Regions from separate parts of the Homo sapiens genome. Here region 1 is linked to region 2. A link is a contact called in ENCODE Hi-C or POLR2A ChIA-PET data. All regions are on one chromosome and are shown on one strand. The core of a region is the stretch at or near the end of the contact, and the rest is flanking DNA. Distances in the headings are between cores, read along the strand shown.

What was found. A loop is a pair of places that touch in the nucleus more often than their neighbours do. ChIA-PET counts read pairs that join two places held with the same protein, here RNA polymerase II (POLR2A). Pooled maps may share reads with other maps.
Region 1: a loop to region 2 is called in a map of MCF 10A, with 15 times the contacts of the local background. The contact joins two enhancer-like sites. A Hi-C loop is called at or near these places in 5 of 168 maps with a recorded cell type or tissue (GM12878, HepG2, MCF 10A and 2 more), 9 of 37 single-sample maps with no recorded cell type and 13 of 50 pooled maps. POLR2A ChIA-PET finds 5 or more read pairs at or near these places in 3 of 52 experiments (BJ, HEK293 and HepG2).

What each region holds. Positions count from the first base shown.
Region 1 is chr9:109,816,056-109,818,801 of GRCh38, reverse strand. The region is part of intron 1 of PALM2AKAP2 (PALM2 and AKAP2 fusion); the gene reads right to left. Among named protein-coding and RNA genes, the nearest start is that of PALM2AKAP2, 37 kb to the right of the region's middle. RefSeq lists an enhancer at 1,405-2,604. Within about 2 kb of position 1,486, at least 9 of the 41 ENCODE cell types and tissues checked have a DNase peak (open chromatin) inside an H3K27ac peak, as active enhancers do.
Region 2 is chr9:110,057,158-110,059,857 of GRCh38, reverse strand. The region is part of intron 7 of PALM2AKAP2 (PALM2 and AKAP2 fusion); the gene reads right to left. Among named protein-coding and RNA genes, the nearest start is that of C9orf152, 150 kb to the left of the region's middle. Within about 2 kb of position 1,342, at least 6 of the 41 ENCODE cell types and tissues checked have a DNase peak (open chromatin) inside an H3K27ac peak, as active enhancers do.

The DNA of each region.
Region 1 (2,746 bases), core at 237-2,736, 240 kb after region 2:
ATGTAGGTGTTCACTGGTACCTAAGTCTTATTTCGAAAGTACAGTGAAATAAAGTGTCAAAACCATGCCAGGCACGCCCGTAGTCCCAACTACTCAAGAGAAACCCTTAATCCCAGGAGTTTGAGTTCAGCCTGGGCAACACAGTGAGACTCCATCTCTAAAAATAAAAAGTATACATGGCTTAGCATTTTTGAGGTTTTTCCTTAAAAAGCAAATTTAGCAGGTAGTATGTTTAATGAAAAGTTTTTATGTTTTTTACCTTCTTATCAATACAGATACAGAAGCATCATAAAACCAATGTTTAGCTAAATGAATTTTTATAAGGCAAACACCTTTGTAATCACCACCCAGTTAAAAATAAATAGAAATTGCTAGCCACTTCCAGAAGCCTCTCCATGTGCCCCACGCCAATTTTAATCCCTCTTCTTCCACTCAAAAATAACCACAGCTTCAGTTTCCATGTTATTGATACCCATAGCTCCTATGTTTATAAGATGCTATGATTCAGTCATTTTTTTCACCATTAAAAGATTATTTGTATTCAAGGGCTGACTTGTCAAAAAAAAAGAGATTGTGTAGCAAGTACATTTTTCGAAAGGCTTATTTATACCTTTTCTGTTTCGCTGCTACCCAGATATAATAAATACATTCATTAGCGTACACTATTTTTAAATACCTTGCCTCATTCCAAAAATATGTGCGGGGTTGAACACATGCTAAGAAATTCCCTCCACTAGGAGGCGCTACATCCCTTATGTCCTCAGACAGCTGGGAAGACTGCGCTTAATGTAACTCAGTTATCAGCGCATTTCTATGAATGAAGTCACAGAGGAACATGTGGGAGATCCACTTAACGACTTCTTTACCTTGCTGCATATCACAAAAAGGCTCACTGGTTGCCAGAAGTCCTGGTGAGTGGCAGGTTCCAAGAGTGAACTGATATTTCAACAACTACTTTTCCACTAACAACCTAAATCCATGAAATTGAGGGAGGGGGCCAGGAACATTTGGAACAAAGGGGCCCTGTTTCCAAGCGTAAATAAAATACAGCTGGTTTACAGCTGTGCTACCTTCCTCGCTGCAAGTCAAGTCATAAAACAGAATGAAACTTTCAGTAGTCACCGCTGTGAGGTTAGGGAATTCTGAGCATCCCTCTGGGCTCTAAGGTGACCAACTATTTGCTTTCTGAATTTCGTTTTTCAACCCATAGACACTGTATGGCTCATCAGAGAGGCAGATTTCCACTGCAAATTTACACAAGCCTAGACTGTCTATTTTTACACAATTGTTTGTTGTTTGCTTTTGTTTTTCAGATCAAAAAAATCTGAGGAATAGAGCTATGAAGACATCTGAACTCTAATTATAGGGGTTTGAATTTTTTAGATTAGACGTGCTACCCTTGTGACTCACAGTGATGTGCATTTCCCTGGTCTGATCATTAGCATACCAGGCAGGCTCAGATGCCCAGCATGTATCACAGATAGTAGGACATCATGCATATGCATGGGAAACTCCTAGCTCAAAATTGGCCTCTGATCAGACCAAAAGGCCAGTAACTGTGTCCAAGTAGCAACTCAACATCCACAAAGTGCCAACTGGAATGTTTTCCCATTTTAAGTGGGCACGGCAATCTAGACATTAACCAATAGACTTATAAGAATAGCTTGTATTGATTAAAGAAGCTTTATAATACATATTTTATTCCTATCATTTTATGTGCCTAAGATTTATTCCTTAAAATACTGATTCACTGATTTAGAAAACTCGGTAGGGGTAAATAAATCTGGTTGAATAAAGTTGAAAATAGACTACATCCTATAGTTTTTAAAAAAATATTAGAAGAGTATTTGTACCGCCTCCAGACAAACTGGTAGTTGTCCGTTGCATTTCAGACTCAATGAATATGGGCTCTTAAGCCAGATGGCATTAGGATCAGGAAGTGGGTTTGGCACTTTTCTTTCTCCTTCATGTCATTTCCAGACCATGACTCCTCTGCCCTCATGGAAAAAGTCTCATCTGTTCCCTTGTTCCCTCTCTCCTTAACTCTGTCCCCAGCTGATCTTCTGGTCACTTCCGTACATCCACTGATGACTTCATTCCTTGGCTCACAGGAGCTATATGAAATCCCACCATCATCCGGGGTGACTTCAGTGTTTGTGTTCATGACTCATTCAACCCTATTCCCACAGTTTCCTGAAAACCTCAACTCTGATGACCTTGATCTTCACTCTCCTCAACGATCTGCACTCAGGGCTGAAATCTGGCCTCATCACTAAATGTGGAACTGTTTAGGTGCAGCGGCCCAGACTCCAACCACAGCCTCGCCTCTTTCCCTGTCTCTCACTGGCTTGTCCTCACACCTCTGCTCTTGGGTCTTTTCAAATCTTCTAATCTCCAGCTTCCTCTATCTTATCCCAGTCCATCATAGCCCTCCTGTCTTCATTTTTATGTCTTTTCGCCTAAGATCATGTGAACAATCCATTCCAATCACTGCACTGTCTTCCTATATCCTCAACAATCTTGCCTCCTCGTCCTTTGGCTACATCCAGGTATCTGGCAAAAATCCCAAATGAGAGCTAAGCACAGTCTCATTTCCCAAGATCAAACACCTACATAAGGTGCCCTGGAGTGTAGGAGAACGACACTACAAATCTGTGGTCTCCAACCTTATCTGAGCTCTCAACACTGTCCAGGGATCTTTGTACATGTTCCTTGTCAACTCTCTAGCTTCAGTTAAAGATACTTT
Region 2 (2,700 bases), core at 93-2,592:
CCTCCATAGACACTGCTCTCATGATCTCCACCCCCTAGTCATTCCCCATAGCTCCCTATTTTTCTAATGCAGAGCCCTCTGGAGCAGATCAGATGGTAAGGTGGAAAAACACAGGCTTCCCACTCCTGGGAAGACACATTCCACTCTGGCCAGAAGCCTAGCACTCTGGCTTCTTCTGCCCTAGTCTCTGAGTCCAAAGGCCAGGCTTGAATGTTCTGCAGCTGGCCGGTCACTGCCCCCACCTCCTTTCACATCCACAGCCCCACATTTCCTTTGCAAAGGAGAATGAAAGTTATAAAAAGATGATGCATAGAAATTGCAAAAAGATTTTATTTTTCTTGGAATGCCTTGGTCTTAAATCCAGTTTGGGTTCCAAAACTTGTCTAGAATAACCTATTTCAAGGATAATGTCCATGAAAAAGTAGTAGAAAATGACTATTCTAGTACCAACAACTAAAGAAAGCAGGAGGACATAATAGAACAACAACAAAAACACCAACTCTGTTTTAGAATTCTGTACTTCGAGAAAGAGCAAGTTAATTTAAGAGTAAAAACAAGACAGCAGACATTTCTGGCAACTCTCAAAGGGACTCTCACAACTGGATGAATGACAGGAGCTCTTTATTGGATATAATTTCACTTCAAAACATTTTCCATCGGCTGGGCGCGGTGGCTCACACCTGTAATCCCAGCACTTTGGGAGGCCGAGGCAGACGGATCACTTGAGGTCAGGAGTTTGAGACCAGCCTGGCAAACATGGTGAAACCCTGTCTCTACCCAAAATACAAAAATTACGTGGGCGTGGTGGCACATGCCTGTAATCCCTGCTACTAGGGAGGCTGAGGCAGCAGAATCGCTTGAACCCAGGGGGCGGAGGTTGCAGTGAGCCGAGATTGCACCACTGCACTCCAGCAGGGCAACAGAGTAAGACTCCATCTCAAAAAAAAAAAAAAAAAAAACCAAAAAACTTTCCATCAGTATACAATAAGCATACTCATTTTACTTCCCAGTATTGATACAGGTTGCTGTTCAGCTCAGAAAAGGAAGAAAGAGAAGAAAAAAAGGGAGAGAGACAGGGGAGGGAGGACAGATCTTTTCAGATGTTCTGGGCCAGGATCTAAAGAGAATGGGAAGGAAGGAGGGAGAGAGGATATGTGTCCACCAGTGGAAGTGGCTACAGTGTCGTGGCATTGAAGGAGTTGAGTAAGAAACAGTGAGGTGTGGATCCACGCAGGCAGGGAGGAAAAGATGGTAGAAACAGCGCTTTGGTTCCCTTTACCAATTATTCATTATTTGCGTTCCTCCCCCAGCCTCCAGGTGGCACAACTGACCCAGCATATCCTGCTTGAGAACGGAAAGGTAGGACAAAGGCCAGGGCAAGTCTTAGGAATAAAATGAAGAAACAGAAGGCACTGTTGCCAGGCAGGATTGGGAATGGGAGGGAATGTTGCCTTGTAGCACCCTCAATGGTGGGTACTCAGTACATGCTTAGAAACTTTTCCACTGCATCCCTGATATTATTGTTTGAGAGTCTGACACTCTCAAAACTCTAATGGAAATCTTTCATGCTTCAGTTTAAGCTCTTTTTCTCTTTTCAAGTCCCAATAAAAATATTCCCATTTGCATAGCACACTGCAATTTGTATCAACTCCTTTAAGATCTACTTCCTAGAGATTTGCATACATCTGAGGCTACGAAACATATCTACAGGATGTGAATTCTACATCTAGACAATTAGACCAGGGTTTTTCAACATTGGCACCATTGATATTTTGTGCAGGATAATTCTTTGTTGGTGGAAGGGGGTGTCCTGTGTGTTATAGAGCGTTTAGCTGCATCCCTGGTCTCTACCCATCAGATTCTAGTAGCACCCTTCCTCCCTCACTGAGATAGACCAATGTTTCGGGTCCAGTCCATGGATTCAAGTCCTGAGTCTTGGCCAGGATGCATAGTTGTAATTGTCAGACTTTCCTCCTCTAAGCAGAGCTTCCTCACACAGTAACATGCTCAGGACTCATTAGGGATTTTGCTAAAATGCAGATTCTGATTAAGTAGGTCTGGGATGGGGCTCAGGATACTCTAGTTTTAACACGCTCCTGGATGACAGGAATGCTGCAGGTCCCCAGACCACACTTGGAGTAGCAAGCCCCTACAGCACTGGTTTAGTAAGAAAAGGAGAGGGCTGGGCGTGGTGGCTCACACCTGTAATCCCAGCACTTTGGGAGGCCGAGGCAGGCGGATCATGAGGTCAGGAGATGGAGACCACCCTGGCTAACACAGTGAAACCCCGTCTCTACTAAAAATACAAGAAATTAGCCGGGCGTGGTGGCACGCGCCTGTAGACACAGCTACTCAGGAAGTTGAGGCAGGAAAATCGCTTGAACCGGGGAGGCAGAGGTTGCAGTGAGCTGAGATGGCGCCACTGCACTCCAGCATGGCAGAGCGAGTCTCTGTTGCAAAAAAAAAAACAAAAAAACAAAAAAAAAAAAAACAGAGAAGGAGCTGGGTAGGAAAACTGACCTGACATTATGTAGCTGTGGGACCCCTGGATGGTTATGTGACTTCCAAATGTCTCAGTATCTCCATTTGAAAAATGCTGGTGACTATAAAGATTAAGTAAAATAGTGTAGGTAGGAGTTCAAGGTTGCAGTAAGCTATGATCACACCACTGCACTCCATCTGGGTGACACGGAGAGACCC